2 separate regions of the Homo sapiens genome follow, and region 2 is linked to region 1. Evidence: read pairs that join two places in POLR2A ChIA-PET (ENCODE). Cell type or tissue: GM12878. All regions are shown on one strand.

Region 1 (5,000 bases):
ACATACACACACACACACACACACACACACACACACACACACACGGCTGTAAGGCAGGCCTGCGGTCTGAAGGCTGCAGTGCCCCTTCCTCTTTACTGCTTTCTTCCCTCTACTGAGGAGCAGTTATGGAAAGCTATTTTTGTAGAGACAATTGAGGTCCCTGACAATGACAGAAGGAAAATAAATGGTGGTTTCAATTCCAAGTTAAGCTATAGGCTCACTGCTGTGCTCCCGCCCAGGCAAGATTTTGACTCTGAGGTAAAATAAGAGAGTCAAATCTGATCAAGGTAGCTGTGTGGGAGTTGGCTTGGAACTCAAACAGTGAAAAGGGCAGGGGGACATGAGCTGGACTCAGCTGACAGGAAAGAGAAACAGTAAGCAAGAAAAAAGGGTGCAGGCCAGGCACAGTGGCTCACACCTGTAATCCCAGCACTTTGGGAGGCCGAGGTGAGAGGACTGCTTGAACCCAGGAGTTCAAGACCAGCCTGGGCAACACGGTGAAACTCCATCTCTACAAAAAAATAGAAAAGTTAGCTGGGCGTGGTGGCACATGCCTGTGGTCCCAGCTACTTGACAGGCTGGGGTGGGAGGACTGCTTGCGCCCAGGAGGTAGAGGCTGCAGCAAGCTGTGATTGCACCACTGTACCCCAACCTAGGCAACAGAGCAAGACTGTCTCAAACAAAAAGAAGGGACCAAAGAGCCCTCCGAGTCCACTTCTGAACCACACTAGAGTACAGTACACCCCAATTAACCCTCATGATGGCCACACACATAAAATCCAACTTGAGAGCTGTTTGCCCTGAGGGCTGTCAAGAGTCTTACTTCAGGGCAAAGTGGAACAGTATGTGGTGGGAGCCTGGATTCTGGGGCCTGGTGAACCTGGGTGTGAATCTTGGCTTTGCTTCTCACTGGCTGTGTGCCCTGTGTGTTTTCACATCCCTGTCTCTCAGTTTCCTGTAAGGTAAGGATAATAGGATCTGCTTCAGCAAGTTGTGGAGAGGATTCAATAAGTTAGTATTAGAGTGCCAAGAACAGTGCTGGGCACATCATAAGCACTGTGTAAGTGCCCACAAGTAAAGAGACTGGTCACATTCTATAGCTTCAAGCCCACAAGATGCCAAAGGTGGCAACGTGTGACACAGAGTGCCCTCACTGTGAGACATCACTGTACACAATTCACATTCACACATCCTCTTTTCTGTGAAGAGGTTAGCCTTTTCATCTGATAAGCAATTAAGGTTCTTTCTTTGATTTTATTTCTTTTGTTTCTCCTCATTAGAATCAACCCATGTAAAACATTTAGAAAATCTAAACAAAAATTACCTAATACTGCCACCCAGAAAAAAACTTAGAGATAAATTTCTTCCTAATTTTTCTCCATTATACCTTCACATATAAACATTTTTTAAAAAAAACCCTGATATTATTTTATAATCTAATTTACTCGACATGTTGTAAATATTTTACCGTGATTAAATATTTTAACAGAATTTTTAATGGTTGCACGGTTTAACTATAGTGTAATTTACCACTTGTTAGCATCTTTATGACAAGATTCAACCTCCACCTTTCTATTCCCACCATTTGCACATCCCAAAAGAAAATGAAAGCATAACAAAGCTTTTGACAGCCACCCCCAAACAGGTGTTCTTCAGTAACTTTCTTCCCAGCTGGGCTACGCCACAGTGCTCAGAAAATGGCTCCTAGAAAAGCCTCTCCATTTGAGCTACAGCTTCTGCAGTACAAGGTTCTGTAAGGGCAGCTCTTGCAGCCGGCTGAGTGTCACCACTCCAGGAATGTCTGACCTTTCCCAGGGCTTTGATCAAACGACCTCCTGCTGAGCAGAACTGGCCAGAGAGAAGCTTTGCGGGGAGGGGGAGGAAGAGCAGGGAGGGGATCAGGGTGGGCGTGAAGGGTCCCAGCAATGGGCAGCTCGCCAGCCTCTGCAGGGTGACTGGAAAGGTCTGACTGGAAGAATCTTAGAGATCACCTCCCAAGTCCCCATTTTAGAGATAAGAAAACCAAGGCTCAGGAAGATAACAGGACTTAATTAGCACTTGTGAAATATAACTTAATATTAGCAGTGATAACAGCCACAATTACTATTACTAGCATTTGGGGCAGTCATTATGAGCCAAGTACTATGCTAAATAAATGTTCAGTCCCAATGACTACTCTGTGAGATTGCTATCATTATTTCCATTTTAGGGAGTAGGGAGTGGGGAGTGACGAGGCTTAGACTAAATGAGTTGCATAAGATCCCACAGCTAACAAGTAGTAGAGGTAGGAGTCAAATCCAGATCTTTCACCAAAGTCCATGATCCTTTTAAGCATACCACAAGAACAAATAATTATTTTTATTTCCATTGCATTGTTTTCTAAAAGATGAGCTTATTAATACTTACTGCTAACTTGGAAGGTGGCAAAGAATTCATGCTTTCATCTCTAGTCATCTTTTCACAAATCTACATTTCTGCATTTGCTAAACAGTGACATAAAAATACTCAACAGATCGATTTGTCAACAGTCAAGTTCCATACATTTTATACAAAAATGATTTTGAGTGCGAAACTTAGGCTTAATGCGAACTGTGAATTGTCATGCTATAGTTAAACTAACATGAAGGTAAAAGACTGCATAAAACACTATACACCCAATGAATGACATGTGAAAAGACATTACTTCTAAATATCTATGTAAGGCCACCTCAGGTTTAGAAAGGCCTTAGGCCAGGGACTCTCCCAAGTACATAATTACAATGCTTCTCTTAGATGATTGTCAGGTAGAAGACAGAGATTTCAAATAGTTTGTTTACCTATTTTTTTTAAAGGCTCTTTCTCAGTATGACTCATGTGAACAATTTAAACAAACAGCTGTGGCAGGAGATGGCCACTGCAGCCTGCTCGAGTAGGTAAAATGTACTGAACCTGTGTGGTTAATTAGATCAATCTTGACTCATTTTCTTTAATGAGACAGTATAACACACAACGTCCACCAGACCTGTTTTCTGGGTTTTGTTTTACATAATTTGTTGTTACGGTCTAATCTATTCTTGAGCTTCTTTTTGGTTAAAGCACCAACTTTCTAACTATTTTTTTTTCAAACAAAGATTTTTTTGTGTATATTCAACATCATGCATCCTTGTGAGGGAACTATACCGCACAGTACATGATTTGTGATGAAATACAGTCAAGCAACTTACACCAAAGAAAAACACATGAAAATAAGATTTTTTAAAAAACATTTTTTTTCAATTTCTTTGCCTTTCAAGCAGGTCAGCTATACAGATTATAAGTGTAGAACTGAAAGCTAACTCCCACATACGAGATAAAAGTTCAACATCAGGTGATGGAAAATCACATATTGAGGAGAAAAGTCAGTCCTTGGGTTCTAAATCATTTGTCTTTGTTTTCTGTTAAAATGGGGAAATTTTCTATCTTTTTTCCTTTCATTTAGAATAGATAATTTCTATTCCTGATCACCTTTAAATGCACACACTGAGGTTTTGTTTTCACTGACTAAACCCTAGGGATATGACTAATTCTCATCATAAATTTTCATTCAAGAAATTTCTGAGTCCATATTACATATTGAACCTAATAATAGAGTTCAGATTTATGATGCTCAAAATGTCATGTAAGAGTATTATGGTAATGTACAAAATGAAATACTGAGAATCACCACACTTTTCAGGAAGTCCCACTGTAAGGCAAAAGATTAAAATAAAAAACCCTCAATAAAAGGTGTGAAGGTCTTTGCCAGTTTCAGGATGTGGCCTGTTTGGGAGTATGTTGAATGATCTGCCCCATCACGATAGCCTTCATTACAAAAAGAAACACATATGTACCTGTGCATTTGGTAGCCTCAAGTCTTTCCTATAAGGCGGCCTAAAAGTTTGACTTAGTAAACTGGTGGTTCTCCAACTTTTGGTTTCAGCATCCATTTATAATCTTGAAAATTACTGAGGACACCCAGGGAGCTTTTGTTTATATGGATTATATCTATCAATATTTATCATATTGGAAACTGAAACTGAGAAAATTAAAAAATATTTATTAATTTGCTTAAAAAACAATCTGTTTAAATTGTTACATGTGAACATAAATATTTTTATAGGAAGTTGTACCATTATATGTGTATATTTTATATATGTGTGTGTGTGTGTGTGTGTGTGTGTGTGTGTGTGTGTATGTATGTATATATTTAAAAGAAGGGTCTCACTCTGACACCCAGGCTGGAGTGCAGTGGTGTGATCACGGCTCAATGTAGCCTTGAACTCCTGGGCTCAAGGAACCCTCCTGCCTCAACCTCCCAAGAAGCTGGGACTACAGGTATGTGCCACCACCCCCAGATAATTCTTTATATTTTGTAGAGATGGGGTCTCGCTTTGTTGCCCAGGCTGGTCTCAAACTCCTGGACTCAAGCAGTCCTCCTGCCTCAGCCTCCCAAAGTACTAGGATTATGTGCATGAGCTACTGTGTCCAGCCACCATTTTATGTTTTTGAAAACCTCTTTAACATCTGGCTTAATAGAAGACAACTAAATTTTCATGTCTGCTTCTGCATAAAATTTGCTGTGAAGTATATGTAGAAATTCTAGCCTCACACAGATATATAACTGGAAAGGAAAGAATTATTTTAATAGCTTTTTAAGATAATTATGAATATTCTTCTTTGATACAATGGACAAAGCAGTAATTTTTTAAAGGTCAGCTGCAATGTGGAATCTGAAACCATCAGTGAACTTTTCCTACTCTGTTACATTGAAATCCATTAATCTATCAAAGTCCTACACTTTGAATCTCTCATCCACATGTGATTTTGCAACAAACACTGATCATCTGAAAAATGTTGGGTTACTGAGTCATGTAGATTTTCCCAATGTTTACCTGTTTCATTATATAATACCACAATCACATTTGTCAATATCACCACTGAACTCATCAGAAGAGACATTAAAGGATAGGAAAGCTGTCAAGCTTATGTTGCGGAATACAAGA
Region 2 (5,000 bases), 220 kb after region 1:
ATAGAGCCTGAGGTTTATCCACCAGCTATCATGTTGATGTTACTTTTTTGGTATAGCATCTATAGCAAATGAAAGTCCTCTTCTATTCCTGGCGACTGAGATTGTTATTGTTTTATCACAAGGAAATATAAATTTCATGAAACTCTTTTGCATTCATAGATGTTTTTCTTTCTTTTCTCCTTTAACACTGGGGTTTCTGATATTAAACCATTGTATTTTTGGGAAAAACCACACTTGGCTTGTTGTTAAATACATTATTTGGTATTTACTTAGATCACATGTTATATAGAATTTTTCCACCTATACTCATAAGTTAAATAGACCTGCAATTTTTTTCTTGTGCTGTCCATACTGGTTTTAGAAATCAACGTTTTATTAGCCTCCTAAAATGAGTTAGGCTGCTTTCCTCCTTTTCTGTGTTCTTTAACTTGGAGGTTTTGTGGCATGCCTCTGTTACAGAGTGGCCTTCTTTTCCTTTCCACACTTCCATCTTCTCATGCCTGGTTTGGTTTACATGCACCCCTTCATGGTCTGTGCCTTCTTTTCTGACTCTGTGTTGCTTATATACAGCAGGCAGTGAAAATTTATACCGTTGGGCTCAGATGTGCATTTAATGGTAACAATTTTTTATGACTGACTCAAACTTCCTTATGATCCCTTCATGAGGTCAGTGATAGAGGCAGGGAAGGACAACATAAGGGTATGTGGTGGTACTGAAATTTGCAAAATATAAAGAAAGTATCTCAGTAACATGGTTTAACACAATTGCATTTTGAATAAATATTCTCTCCCCTCTCTCTCTCTCTTAGGTTCTAAGATGATTTCTTTGGTTCGAGGCACATTTTCTTGCATTTGTATTGATGACGGGAAGGGAAGCTGGCTATCTGCATATGTGTTTACTTGACAACAGACAAGCTGAAGAGGCATCGGAAGACCAGAGGGCAGCCCAAGCAGTCCCTCTAGTCACAACACAGGCACATAACATACGCAGATGCCTTCTTAGGAAAGTAGTCATGGGGATTGGGGAAGTTTTGAGACAAGACAAATGGCCATTGAACTTGAATGAAAATAAACCAACCTGAATGAAACTTTTAATACTGAGAGACACTGAACTTACTTTAATTAGGAAGTTTAAGTATTTTTTCCTTACTACTCAGTTATAGAAACATAAAGAATGCTCCAATGTTTACATATTTCAGTGTGGTGGATAAAAATCTGACCCTACTACAATGAGACTAACAATTTTGGCTTCCTTAATTTGGAACCTTACCCATTGGAGACCTTGTTTCCTGGTCTCCCCAGATCCTATCCCCTTCCTGGTTCTGCGCCAGAGAAACGGGTACTGGGTAGAAAGCTGCAGTCCATACTGGCTATACTGCTAGTGAGCTATATGACCACTCTGCCTCTTAATTTTCTAACCCATAAAATGGGAAGACTAAAATAAATGAACCTTGAAATCTTTCCAGCTTATGGATATTTTTTTCACAATCTTCCCCCATCCCAGCACTTTCTTCTCTTTCTCTTCAGGGTGTATTTCAAGTGAGAGGATAGTCAGATTTTCCTAATCAATGATTCAATTTTATTTGCTCCCTTCATTGATGTCTCTGTGGATTTGACTTAGGAACAGGTCACGCTGTGTCTATAAAATGATAACACTGGTTCAAGTCCAGTTAGATTCCATAGCTGCTCTATATGGCATATTGCTCCTCTCACCTCCCTCCTTCCCCACTTTCTTCTTCAGAATAGTTCATTGTGAAGAATTCCACTGGCATTTCATACCCTTCAAGTTCTACATCATACAGCTGGTGTGGCTCTAAACGTAGGTTTTAAAAATCAAAAGCACCAAAGCAGAGAGTCTGGCTGGATCAGGAAAGCAATAGTGCAATTTTCTGATAACACTGTTTCCCCAACAAAACATAAATCTGAACAAATGAATCTTACAGAATCACTGGTGCTGGGGAGAATTCTTTTTTTTTTTTTTTTTTTTTTTTTGGTGCCTGGTAGGGTTATTTCCCATCTTCCAAAGCCTAAGCCCTAATGAGCTCCAGGGGGACAGAAGTCTGTCAATCACAGGGTACTTTTCAAGTATAGTCATCTCTGCCCCATCAGAGAACCACGAGGCATGAAATAATTAGAAAGCCCAGAATAACTGCTCTGTTTTACAAGAGCAAAATCCGTATGTGGATCATTTACATAAACTTGTCACTTCCCATTACAGTTCTAATGTCGGCTGGGTAGTAATCGCAGGCATGCTGGGGGAGGGGAGGTCAAGGTAGGCTGCGCCTCCATACTGGAAGCCTAAGGTACGCATGTGCTGTGCCTGTCACCACCCCCACCTGCACTGCCTACTGAATTAATGGAAAGTATCTTTTCTTTTCCATTAAATAAGAACTATTCATGCTGCTATGGCAGCAGACCCTGTGCTTAAGAGAGAGAAAAAAAGCGCTTTTGCATCAAGCTATTGTTGGGGGAGAATTCACTTTGAGGAGTATTTCAAAGCTGATCCGATTGGGGAAAGAATCATGTTAAATATTTGCTATGAAATATTTATAAGAAGAGCACAGGAGCAATTGACAAAGTTGCCTGGGAAAATAATCATTTCTCCTCATTTGGACATTTTAGGTTGGGGGGTTTAAATGCCCTACGGAGAACTTATATAAGTGCAAATACATGTGTGATGTGTGTTCACAAATGCGCGTGTGCATACACACATACAAGCACACTCACACACATGGTTGAATGGATTGATAGGATTTAAGCCAATCTGCATCTGAATGCTATTTCCCAAATACGGCAGCAATAAGAGGTCACTGAGGACTCTCTTGATAATTGTGTTTGAAGAAGCCCTGTGCTGATGCCGGCAGAGCAGGGCGCCTTAGCTGTACCCAGGCAGCCATGGCCATGTGGCAGGCAGCCATCTTACAGGTGCTTTTTATATACCACACCCTAAGAAAGGGACTCTTGAAGGGGACAGACTCCCCTCAACCCTACCCTTTATTCCATCAGTTTGATACCCGGGTGTATGCATTGAGAAAGGAAAAGGATGATTTGTTTGAAGCCAGAATAAATGTTATCAGAGTACAGTGTTGCCATCTATGTGGCTTGTGGGTTAAAAAGAAATTAGCACCGAAACCCTGCCCACCTGAATATACAATTATGTAATAAAATGTGGCAGATGATTTATTGACTTATATGGTTAAAAGAAGGTCTGTATCAACTGTATATAATTTCAATATCTGTGGGGCTCTTCTCTGTATCAGGAAGAGAGAAATGAAAATATTCTGTTTTCATGCAATGTGTCCAATAAATAAATCACATATTTAACTCAGTATTTGCCACATAAGCCTTGCAATCATTTTATGTAGTATTTTATACTACTGTGAAACTAGTGTACTGTAGTGTGATTAGCATAAGCAACCAAAGAGCTAACTAGGTAGTGTATACCTTGTTACTGATGCTTATTTTAGCCTAGAAATTCTATAGAGGATTTTGCTCTATGCCAGTTTTATTAATCAACAAGCACATAGGCTTCTGGCCAAAAGGGTGAGTGCTCTGAAATGTCCAGCTGCAGTCATCTCTATAGTATCCGACTTTGTCTGAGAGGACCAAGATCACCTAGCAGTGACGCAGGCAGAAGGAAGATGCACGGGCGTGGTGGGGGTCTGAACCACAGCCAGGCTGTTTCTTATCTAAGAGTTCACCAAGTGGGAAAGCATTGTGGATGGATTTAAATCAGCTTTTTTCTCCAACCCCCCTCCCTTGCACACAACAAAAGTCTAAATCCCTTTTCAGGCCAGATTGCCCCATTTCCCTGCATGGGCCAGGCAGATTGGAAACATGTTTGTCATTCAGCTTTTCTCCGGGCTAATCAGGAGACACTGGGGTGGTGGGATTTCTGCCTTTCATCTATGGAGCCTGCCTCTAAAAACAGCCGTGCAGAGGCCTCTAGGCCTGCTCGAGAGCTGGGCTGCCTGTCATCTCTGCAGACAGATATAAAAATATTGTTAACCACGAGCCTAAGCAGAGGGTTTAACAGGGATTTGAATCTAAAATGTGATACTCCACATAGACCAACTTGATTTGGTCCAACAGAGCCGAACCCCTTATTCTGTTCTAACAAAGTGTGTCACATAATGGAGGAGATTTTGATGGGATTTACGACGTCTCTGTTTCAGGCCTGTTGCTGAATAGATGTAAACTGTGAATGAACGTAGCTGCCTCCTGAGCTATCATGACAAGAGGCCTTGGTCCATCTGACTGACGCATCAAGGTCTTATTGGAGGACAGCTTTCAAGTTCACGGGGGTGCTCTCCCGAGCATGCAGTGGCAGCTGTGCCAGGCAGGTGTGAAGCAGTGAGGTTCCTTGTGGAGCCACAGCCAGTGTCAGAGGGTTGCTACACACTGATTCCCATAACTCCTATATTGGGAACTTAAGTGACCTTTTGAACCTGACAATTCTGGACAATATTACTTGTAAAGACAATGGACACCAATCATGAGGAGGGAGTATAAAGTGGTGGCTAGAGTCTAAGAGGGCATAGTTTGACTCTTGGCTTCTCCACTCACCAGGAAACCTGGGCTAGATCACTCTCAACAACTCGGTTTCTTCATCTATAAAATGGGAATAACAATTGTATTTTCTCCCTTAAATTGTTTTGAGGAATATGGGAGGCTGTGCATGTTCAGGACTAAGTCTAGACCATAAATCCTTGATATACAACATTGCTAGCTACTGCTTGCAGCTCCATGGCAGTTAAGAAGAGCTTGGGACATTACCTGAACCACAGGCTGACTCACTCATAGCTCCACTGTCTGAAAAAGCAATGGACAACATTCCAGAAGCAGAAATGAGGCAATGACATCCAGTCATATCCATCTGCCAAGAGACTCTTTTGGAAAGTCCTACATTTCAGGCATAAGCAAAATCTAGAAAATAATATAATGAACACTCATAGATGTGTCACAGAACTTTGACAAATTTTAATGTTTTGCAGGGTTTA

What was found. ChIA-PET counts read pairs that join two places held together with the same protein. Peaks named below come from ENCODE experiments on the same cell type or tissue, not always from the same donor. Only the 100,000 strongest peaks of a DNase experiment are listed, where the experiment ranks them.
Region 2: POLR2A ChIA-PET joins it to region 1 with 7 read pairs; 4 of 35 experiments call an interaction of 5 or more read pairs at or near these places.

Annotation. Positions count from the first base shown.
Region 1 is chr4:108,115,843-108,120,842 of GRCh38, forward strand. The region is part of intron 3 of LEF1 (lymphoid enhancer binding factor 1); the gene reads right to left. Among named protein-coding and RNA genes, the nearest start is that of LEF1-AS1, 49 kb to the right of the region's middle. RefSeq lists enhancers at 777-936, 1,531-2,040, 2,608-2,887 and a silencer at 1,127-1,196. In GM12878, no CTCF peak of the experiment used is centred here; DNase peaks (open chromatin) are centred at 1,084 and 2,789; H3K27ac peaks cover 682 bases.
Region 2 is chr4:108,331,468-108,336,467 of GRCh38, forward strand. No RefSeq gene overlaps it. Among named protein-coding and RNA genes, the nearest start is that of LEF1, 170 kb to the left of the region's middle. RefSeq lists an enhancer at 1,717-4,410. In GM12878, no CTCF peak of the experiment used is centred here; a DNase peak (open chromatin) is centred at 2,194.